Linked DNA regions of Homo sapiens: region 1 is linked to region 2. Evidence: read pairs that join two places in POLR2A ChIA-PET (ENCODE). Cell type or tissue: GM12878. All regions are shown on one strand. Links, peaks and the distances in the headings refer to the core of each region. The heading gives the core; the rest is flanking DNA. Region 1 overlaps USH2A (usherin). Region 2 overlaps USH2A (usherin).

Region 1 (5,389 bases), core at 237-5,236, 89 kb before region 2:
TGAGCTCTTATTTGATTCCACAGGATAATTTGTTAAGACATATACATTTAATATTTTCAACTAAACTGGAAATTCCTTGAAAACAGAGATTGTGTCTCTTACCAGTTTTAATGCATTAAGCAAAAAGCCTTATACAGGGCAAGAGCTCCACAGTATGTGTTGAGTACGTGGGATACTGAGTAGAGTGGAGATGGGGCCATGTAATGGTAGGACTGGAGATGGGGCCATGTAATGGTAGGGGGAAGGCATCATTCATAGGACTGGAGATGGGGCCATGTAACGGTAGGGGGAAGGCATCATTCATAGGACTGGAGATGGGGCCATGTAATGGTAGGGCGAAGGCATCATTCATAGGGCTGGAGATGGGGACATGTAAAGGTAGGGGGGAGGCATCATTCATAGGACTGGAGATGGGGCCATGTAATGGTAGGGGGGTGACATCATTCATAGGGCTGGAGATGGGGACATGTAATGGTAGGGAGAAGGCATCATTCATAGGGCTGTTGCATATTGCCCCTGCTTCCTAAGCTGTGGAAATTTCTATGAGAAAAGAGCATTGTATATCCTATGATATGCAGGGCTAGTATGTGCTCTGAAGGGTCAGTAAAGATCCCAAAATTCTGAAGGCTGCAAACCATTTGGTTATAGGGTGGTGTTTCAGGAAATTACCTCTATAGGCCTCTTCATGGCAGGTCTTTCCAATATTAACTTCTATTACTGAACCGATTCTTTAAACTTCATAAATATTTTAAGCAAGACCCTCTGTGTTTCTTTCACTCTTGTCAAAAACCCATTTATTTTTATGACTCTCTGATAATGTTTTCACATTGATACTCTGAGTATCCAATTTTGGGTTGACAATATGTCTTTTTGGGTTGATGAGTTTTGCATAAATTTAAACTTCATTATATATTGATTAGCAGGAATGTGGGCATAAGATTCCAAGTACTGAATGGCATTTAAAATGGGATATATTTAAAACCAAATGGCCTAGACCATGCGAGTATATTGCTGTGTATAATTTCCTGACTGTACTCACTACATCATAAATAATAATGAAAGTAAATGTACATTTATCAGAAAGAATCAACAAAACCCCAGCACTGATTTGCTGATCACACTTGTCTTACCAGGCATTAAGGCCAGCTTTCGAACAAAAGTGCCTGAAGGTTTGATTGTCTTTGCAGCATCACCTGGCAATCAGGAAGAGTATTTTGCACTTCAGTTGAAGAAGGGACGTCTTTATTTTCTTTTTGATCCTCAGGTAAATGAGAAATCATAAACTTTAATATTTTTAAGAATTTAGTAGGTGCCTGGTACTGAGGTAAATGCTTCTGTTTTCACACTGAATCTTCATTCAAACCTTGTAAGGTAAGTACTATTATTATCCCCATTTTGCCAATCAAGAAAATGAAACTTACAAAAGTAATGTGACTTGCCCTCAGCTAAAATAGCGGAGCTAACTTTTAAACCATCATGGTCTGACTGAGAATCTGTGGGCTTAACAACCAAAATGCCACCTTATAATGAAGATTAAAACTTTTAAATAAATTTAAAGAGATCTATTTTTATTTTTCTTAGTAGCAAAAAATCATGTCCCCTTTTCTTCCTTCCCTGTCTTTCTTTTTTCATTGTTTCACCAGCAAATATTTAAGTGGCTATCGGGTACTATGGTACTGGGCGTTGCAGACTACCATAGTTTCAAAGTTAAATATGACCATGCCCCTGCAAAGGATACAGTAAAATAATCAATTTAAAATTCTTATAAATTGTATCAAAATAAAGATTTAGGATTCTATGTATTATAGGAACATAAAATAAAGAAATAAATTGTTTTCTGAGTTGTCAATTTTCTCTGGAAATGTGATATTTAACTGAGATACAAATCAATGAAGAAAAGTTGGTCAGGACAAGATTATATGTCTGTATTTGAGGGTGTATATTTCAGGTGGGGCAGTACAGGGGAGATTCTGATCTCCACCTGGGAAGGTGCTGAGCATAAAGTTTCCAGGCAAAGTGAGCAGCAAATATTAAGGAAATAGCAAATATTAAGTGCCTGAGGTGGACGAGAACATGGCACATTCAGTACACTGAGATGAATCTCTTATGGCTGGGAACAGAGACAAAGGGAAAGGTGGTAGATTGAAAAGCTGGGTAGAAACCAAGTCATTTAAGACCTTGTAAGCAAATGTGAGGATATGAATTTTTCCTAAGGGCAGTGAGAAAGCACTGAACAGTTGTCTTCACTTGAGTTGAACAAATATCAGTGAGCATTTGATATTAGGTATTGTATTAAGCATGTGAGATGAGTAAGAGAAATGAGTAAGACTAAGTAAAATATATTAGCTTTCCATTTTCTCAGTTCTTCAACTTAAAACTGATGATCTAAATCACACGTTATGCTTGACAAATAAATGTTTTACATTTTATTGGTAAAGCAGACACAACGTTCACCCTCTGTATCCAAGTTGCGTCTAGGATCATGGACTGAGTGATCTGACTGAGGATCTCAGCCTCATGAACCCTGGAGATCCATTGACCTTAGAGAGAAAAGGCAGGGCCTATTGTACCAAGTGTATCTGAGGACCCTGCCAGACTCAAAAAGCAGGCCAAAGTCCTCCTGCTTTATGAAGCTGGGAGAGCCGCACAGTGGCCACTCGAAGGACCAGGGACAGAAAGGCTCCCTCCTCATGACTTGACAGGGCTCTGCTAACTCCCTGGCTGGTGCACAGCAGGTCCTCAGACACAAAGATTTCTGAGCGTCCCCTAGTAATGCAGCTTCTTAAAGGATGCCAGCAGGTGGGCAGTGAGTAAGCAAAAGGAAATAGCATCACACCTAAGCAGATCCTGCAGCCAGAGGGAAAGGAAGAAGCAGCAGCTATCGCAGAAGGCAAGACAGATGGCAACTGAAAAAAATTTTTAAAAAATCAGCTGAAGTTGATTCAATTACATAATGGAAGATATTATTTTTTATTTGAAAACTTTAAGTAGATTAATTAGAGGAGAGACACTGAGCCTCAGATTAGTAGGTCAGAAGATTAAGTTGAAGAAATCTCTCAAAATACATAAAAATGTGACAAAAACAAGAAAGTTAGATACTACTACTGTCACTAAGAAGCGAATCGGAAGGAGAACAAAAAGCACATGCTCAAGAAAAAGAGGGATAACATAAAATGATGAAACAAAAAATAGGAGAGAATATCTGATTTAAGAGGGAATTTAGTATAAATCCATTGAAAAGACTCATCAATTTCCTGTCAAGATTAAGCAAAACTAATACTTCTATGAGACCTCTTTGTGCCAGGCATTATTCTAAGTGGTCTCTCTATACATCAGTTTGTACACTTACATACACACATATGCCTATACACACACACACACACACACACACCTACACACGCACATAAACTCATTTGAACTTTTCAACAACTCTGTGAGGTAGATACTCTTCATATTCCCATTTTACAGGTGAGGAATCTGGGCCACAGGTAAGTTAATTTTCCCCAAGTCACAACACTAATAAGTGACCAAGCCAGGTTATAAACACAAGCAATTGAGCTCCAAAGACCATGATTTTAGCTACAGTGCTATACTGCTTTTCAACATGAAAGAAAGATGGTTGTTGATATCCATAAATTCAGAAAAAAAAAATCCATCTCTGCACCAGGTTGGAAAGAAATATTTCAGTAAGTAATCTAGCCAAAAGGAAAAATAACAGAGTCAGAAATATAAAAAGAAGAAGCATCAGTGAATAATAAATCTAGTAATATTAAGTTATGCCTAAATATTTAATGATAGAGTGACTAGAACTCTGTTTTACAGTGCCAAATGAGAATCTTTGAAATAGAAGAGAAGTATAGCAAAGGCAAGAAAAAAAACGTGAATAATCATTTGTTGCTAAAATTAGTAAGATTTGAAGGAGAGGAAAGATGAGTGAATTAAAAGTTCTGAAGATACCAGCTTAGTGGCGGGGTGTGGGTGGAATAAGGGAATAGATTATACTGACGTTTTGTTTTCGTTAAATAAATAGGGCAAATGTTTGATTTCAAATGTTATAGAAAAATAAGTTACTACTAATAAAAAGTGCTCTTCAGGACATCCAAATTAACAAGGTTAAAAAGGACAGCAAATGCTAAGTTAAAAAATCAACAAAAATCAGAAAAAGAAAGGGGAGAGTACAGTAAAATAGAAGACTGTCAATGAGAAAGAAAAATCTGGCTCTGCTTTTTCCCCTTCAACCTGTTAGTATCTGGAGATATTTAAGAAGAAGCCAGATGGAAAAAAAACTAATCACAGGACCACTTGTTTATAGAGCTTTAAAGTATACAAAGTGAGTTCCTGTTAATGATCTCATTTCATTCTTGAAGTAGCCCCTTGAGGTTGATTTTGTTTTCATCCCTGCTTTAGATGAAGTGGCTTAACTACGGTCATAGAGTGGTTTAGGGATAGAACTAGCACTGAATTCAATTATTTGAATAGCACTGAATTATTTTATTCAATGAAACTTTGCTAAGAATTTATTGGACTTCACAGTTATGCACTGGGAACACAGAAATGAACAGAATGACACTCATTGGAATTCTGGCCATTGGTTGTTCATCACAGATTTTGAGTATTTATAGCCACCCCCCTACCAAACATGGGACAGTCATTGGAGAATTAATCCAAAAATGATTTCCCCAAGTCTGAAGCATGACTGCCATCTCTTTTGACATGTGGTGTTGCTATTTCTAAAGGATGCGATACCTTAAGACTCTGTAGGATAGGAGGGTAAAGGGGTCAAACTGCTTAACGGAGAATGGCTGCCAGGAAACTCATCTGGCAGGTCTAGTTGTTTTCATATCCTTTACGGTGATCACCTGGACAGGCTGGTGCAAAGCGTGGTAACAGAATTCAGGGAAACATTCACAGGGCATTTGCCCATCATTTCCGCCCCCTTACCCTTCTCATTCACACAATTGCTTAGAGTACTCGTCACTGCTATTAGTTTTCCCAGTTGCTCTGTCCCTACCCTGTATAGCCAAACCCTAAGCTGTATACATAGTCCGCAGGTGCCAGCCAAGTATTAATAAAATTGTTAAAGCCACTGGGCGTGGTGGCTCATGCCTGTAATCCTAGCACTTTGGGAGGCTGAGGCGGGTGGATCACAAGGTCAGGAGTTCAAGACCAGCCTGGCTAAGATGGTGAAACCCCGTTTCTACTAAAAATACAAAACTTAGCTGGGCGTGGTGGCAGGTGCCTGTAATCCCCGCTACTCGGGAGACTGAGGCAGAGAATTGCTTGAACCCGGGAGGCAGAGGTTACAGTGAGCCGAGACTGAGCCACTGCACTCCAACCTGGGTGACAGAGTGAGACCTTGTCTCAAAAAAAAAAAAATTGTTAAAGCCAA
Region 2 (5,389 bases), core at 269-5,268:
GTTGAGTTTGTATTGTGGTCAAGCGGTATTGCAGAAGAAAATAAGACACTTAGATTTTAGGTCAAGTGAGAGTTGAAGAGGTTTTAAGTTCTTAAAAACACAGGCTAAGGGAGAAGAAGGAATGGAGGGTGGAAGGTTGCCCATAGTGAAGGAAGCAAGCCCAGAGAAAAGAGAGAGTAGAGACACGGAGGGAAGGGGTTCAGGGGTTCTTACCCTCCAGAAAAGTGGGAAAGAGGTTGGGGCATGGAAATAAGGGATTGGGGCACAGAGATATAAGAGGTCAGGGTGTGGAAATAAGGGATTGGGGTGCAGAGATAAGAGGTCGGGGCACAGAAATAAGGTATTGGGGCACAGAGATACGAGGTTGGGATATTTGCCCCTCCCCCAGAAAAGTGGGACTTGCTGCTAAGGGTGAAGGAGAAGAGGTTGGGGGTTTCTTGCCCCCCAGAAAGGCAGAGAAGGGGTGAATAATCAGAGAGGCGTCCCTGCAATGATTAAACACCAAGGGAAGGCTCCTTCCCAGTCCGTGACTGGCGCCAGAGTTTTGGGTCCACGGATGAAACATGTCTCCTTTGTCTTTACCAGAAAATGAAAGGAATTGAAATTAAGAGAAGGGAGAGATTGAAGAGTGGAAAGGAGAAAGTGGTTGAGGGATAGTGAGAAAGGTTGGAGAAGAGAGTAAGAAGAGGTTGCTTACCCAATTTAAAATTGGTGAGATGTCCCTTGGGCTGGTGGGTCTGAGGACCTGAGGTCGTAGGTGGATCTTTTTCACAGAGCAAAGAACAGGAGGACAGGGGATTGATCTCCCAAGGGAGGTCCCCCGATCCGAGTCACGGCACCAAATTTCATGTGCGTCCATGTGAAGAGACCACCAAACAGGCTTTGTGTGAGCAACATGGCTGTTTATTTCACCTGGGTGCAAGTGGGCTGAGTCCGAAAAGAGAGTCAGCGAAGGGAGATAGGGGTGGGGCCGTTTTATAGGATTTGGGTAGGTAAAGGAAAATTACAGTCAAAGGGGGGTTGTTCTCTGGAGGCCAGAGTGGGGGTCACAAGGTACTCAGTGGGGGAGCTTTTGAGCCAGGATGAGCCAGGAGAAGGAATTTCACAAGACAATGTCATCAGTTAAGGCAGGAACAGGCCATTTTCACTTCTTTCATGGTGGAATGTCAGCAGTTAAGGCAGGAACCGGCCATCTGGATGTGTACGTGCAGGTCACAGGGGATATGATGGCTTAGCTTGGGCTCAGAGGCCTGACAGTGACGACATAGCAGTCAGATTTCCCAAACCAGAAATCTGACCTAACAAACTACTTTTTTGGTGTGAATTAGCTTATCTTAAAAACTTAGAAAACATTTCAATTGTACCTAGGTTCTGAAAATCTTGTCTGTGTGGTTATGATAAGCATAGGTGAGGTGCTGGTTGAGTATGTGGCATTCATAAATTTCAGTCTTCAAGACATATATGTATGTCTCTATCTCTGTGTACAGTTATGATTTTATTTCTATAATTCAGTTTAATATCTGACTTTACTCCCATGCAACTTAGTAGTAAGTAAATCACAGTCACTTTGGGGGTCCCCCCACCTCTACTAATTATGTAAAAGCTTCTGGGGTCTTACCTAGTTCCTTAGCATCTGGAGTGTGGCCACCCAGGATGCTTTCTTTCTCTGTGCAAAGGGATAACTATTGAGACAACCCTTCCACATTCAGTGGGTATCCTCAGTGCTTCTACATCACACTTGGGCAACTGAAATCTTTACAAGGTTTTCTGTGGCCCTGCCTGAATACAGACACCAAAGTCTTTCTTTTTGCTCTGGTCTTGCCCCCGACCTGGGACTCTACCTTGAAAACAGGGGTCAGGGCCCCTCCTTCAGAGAGCTTGCACATTTCTACTTCCTTTTATCCTTATTCCATCAGGCAGGGAATTCTGAATTAGGGAAGTGGAAGACTCCATACTTCCTATTTCTCCCAACATTATATCTGAGGGAACAGAGTCTTCCTTCTCTGTTCCCTCAGTCACTCTGTCCAGAAGATTTTTTTGTTTTTTTTTCTGCCTCCTGACCAGTCACATTCTGTTTTACAGAGAAATCTATTTTATAGTTAAATTCTGATTTTATAATTTAATTGAGTGTACTAGTTCGTTTTCATGCTGCTGATAAAGACATACCCGAGACTGTGTAATTTGTAAAGAAAAAGAGGTTTAATGGACTTACAGTTGCATGTGGCTGGGGAGGCCTCACAATCATGGCAGAAGGCAAAAGGCACATCTTACATGGTAGCACACAAGACAGAAATGAGAGCCAAGGGAAAGGGGAAACCCCTTATGGAACCATTAGATCTCATGAGACGTATTCACTACCATGAGAACAGAAGGGGGAAACTGCCCCCATGATTCAATTATCTCCCACCGGGTCCCTCCCACAACATGTGGGAATTATGGGAACTACAATTCAAGATGAGATTTAGGTGGGGACATAGCCAAACCATATCACTGAGAAGCATTTAGATAAAAATTAAATGCAGAAAACATATAGGGTCGGTAGCAGGGAAGGACGGAAGAAATAAAATAGGTTAGTATGACAATCAGATTGATCTCAGTACCCATTGAACAAATCCTGAGCATTGTAGGAGTTTAGAAGAGGAAGCTCTAAGGGCTTCAATGTAAACCCTTACTTGGTTCCTCAAGAGAATTGTCCAAACTATGAAAGGAGAAGAAGGAAAAACAAATCAATATAATGAAGAGAGTCACAAAGGAACAACATAATTATGGCTGAAAAGTTCCAAAAGCCCAGTTCAAACTGGAAAACCTGAAATTATACTAGACTCTTTCAGTGTGTTCAGTGACATCTCTCGGAAACATCTTAGAGATATGAGAAGTATTAGAGACATAAGATGATAAGATTTATCCAGAAGTGGGAACTGGGATAGCCATATAGAAGAGGACTGGGGATGTGAAGAACCCTATGTGACCCAGGGAGTATGGCTTTGTAATGGATGATCAAATTTCATTGATGAGGGAAATGAAACTATTGAAAATATCTGGGAATAAGAAGGTACCAAGAGACTGGACATTGTGTAGCGGCATAGGAGTGATTGCATTGATGTGACAAGTGGAAGAGGTGGGAAGTAACCAGTTTGTGGTCAGAGAGTGCAGGATTTAGATTTAGAATCTTGGAAATCATTCTGAAGATTATGAAGTAGTAGGTGTAACTATGCTGAATGTTGAATAAATGAAGTAGAGGTGAAGGGCATTGCATTTGAGGAAGTTAAAGTAAAGCCAGATTCAGAGATGAGTCATTATTGAGGATGTTAGAGTTGCCAAAAAGGGATTATGATTGAAAAGAAAACTGAGCCAATGCTGAAGTCATAGAGGAGAGAAGCAGTGTGACCGGAGATGTGATGGGGGCATGCGTTAACTAGGTTGGGGCATATCTTCTTTTAAATAATGGATTGATATTAACTATGGCTATTTTTTCTCCATCTATGATATAAATATATATCACAAAAAATTTGAAAAATATATGTAACAAAAATTAAATCCTCTATATGCACTCACTCAGAAAAACATTGTTAACATTTGGTTTACCACTATCTCCTGTTTTGTTTTTATTTTTTTTATTGTTTCTTTCTTTTACAATGAAGCACTGGTACTTTAAAATTATGTTTTGGCATTCAGACAGGTACAGCTTTGCCTTTTTCTCGTATTTAATGGTAAATCTCCTTTGTCTTACAACTATAGACCCCTACATTGGCCCAACAATTATATTCATTATATTCTTGGAGACTTTAAAACATGTTTAGACATTACTATATTTCTGAGAAAAAAAAATGGCAGCCTGGGTAGAGGGCATGGGGATATCCTTCTGGTCTTGCTCATTCATTTACAACAAGTAAAATTATGCGAGTTAGTCATCACACCATTCCTGGAGATATCCTGCTGAACATGATAAAAAATATTTATCTGAACTCAAGAAGTTTACATTCTCCTGGGAAGGATATAATATCAAGATATAAATGAAAAGGCAATATTGAACTTGTTTTAGTAATTATGATATGGAACTAAACAAGGTGATATAACAAGAACCTGGGGATGATGGTGGCCATATTGTTCAATTATCAAGAAAGACCACTCATAGAAGGATGAAGCTGAAGCATAAGAAAGAGCAATCCAAGTACAAAGAGAGAGAAAATAGATTTCAGTCAGAAGGAGCAGCACCTGCAAAGGCCCAGAAGTGTGAACTTGTTGTGTTAGAAGAACAGAATAATGTCTAGTCTAGTGTATGAAAAAAATAGGGAGAATGTTACATCAAATAGGATCTCATTGACCATTATTAGATTTCGTTCTAAGAGCAGAAGAAGGGTACTACAGGGTGTTACTCTGAAGAATCAAAAGATCACTCATGGTAAATGGTCTTGTTTTCTTCATTGGGAAAATTGAAGTAGTTAGAGGATAATGCCCATAGACTCTGCTACCATCTACCCACCTACCAGTATTGGCACCCACATAGTCTGCATCCCCTCCCATTACTATAGATTGTCTCTGTTCCAAGTTCAACTCTTTCACTTTTGAACTAGATTCTCCTCTTTCACATATTCAAGGACAAAACTCCAGCAATTTTTTTCTCTTTCATCCACTTCATAGTTTTCCCTTCACTAGTGGGTCATCCCATCACATACAACAAATTTTTCTCTCATTTAAATTACTTTAAAAATCTTCTCTTGATTCTACTTACCTTTTATCTATTGCTACATTTATCTGTTCTCCTTTACCACAAAACTTTTTGAAAATGTTCTTTTATTCACTGTTTCTAATTCCTCTTCTATTTCCTTATAAGCCCACTTAAGTCAGGCTTTAGTGCTGACAAGTTCACTGAAACTTCAATTGTGCAATTACTGATGACTGCCATATTGTTATACCCGATGGCCGATTTTTAATTCTCATCTTATTTCACCTTTAACTCTTAAAAATTACTTCCTTTGACTTTCAAGACACCATAATCTCAATGTTTTCCTCATACCTTACTGGTCACTCTCTGTCTCCTTGGTTGATTTCTCCTTTACTCATTGGCCTCATATGTTGGTATCCCAGGGTTTTCTCTTTTATATCTATTCTCACTCCGTTTGCACTCCTAGCCATCTATATGATGATGACTTACCAAATTATATATCTCAAGCCATGAACTCTTCCTGTAATTCCAAACTTCTGTTCAAATATCCTGACAATCTCCTCTTGGTTATCTAACTAACATAGCAAATGTCTAATTGACATTCATTATATGAATTCTTATCTTCCCCTCCATGCCTTCCTCAACCAATAAAATGGTTACTTTATCCTTCCCTTTGCTCAGGTCAAAAGCCTTGGAGTCAACTCTGGGTCTTCTCTTTCATAC

What was found. Peaks named below come from ENCODE experiments on the same cell type or tissue, not always from the same donor. Only the 100,000 strongest peaks of a DNase experiment are listed, where the experiment ranks them.
Region 1: POLR2A ChIA-PET joins it to region 2 with 5 read pairs; 2 of 35 experiments call an interaction of 5 or more read pairs at or near these places.

What each region holds. Positions count from the first base shown.
Region 1 is chr1:216,092,958-216,098,346 of GRCh38, reverse strand. It overlaps USH2A (usherin), which reads left to right. Exons shown (of 72, transcript NM_206933.4): 22 at 1,134-1,264. Among named protein-coding and RNA genes, the nearest start is that of USH2A-AS2, 23 kb to the right of the region's middle. RefSeq lists an enhancer at 2,506-3,050. In GM12878, for the core only: no CTCF peak of the experiment used is centred there; no DNase peak of the experiment used is centred there.
Region 2 is chr1:216,004,010-216,009,398 of GRCh38, reverse strand. All of the region lies in intron 32 of USH2A (usherin), which reads left to right. Among named protein-coding and RNA genes, the nearest start is that of USH2A-AS2, 66 kb to the left of the region's middle. In GM12878, for the core only: no CTCF peak of the experiment used is centred there; a DNase peak (open chromatin) is centred at 3,288.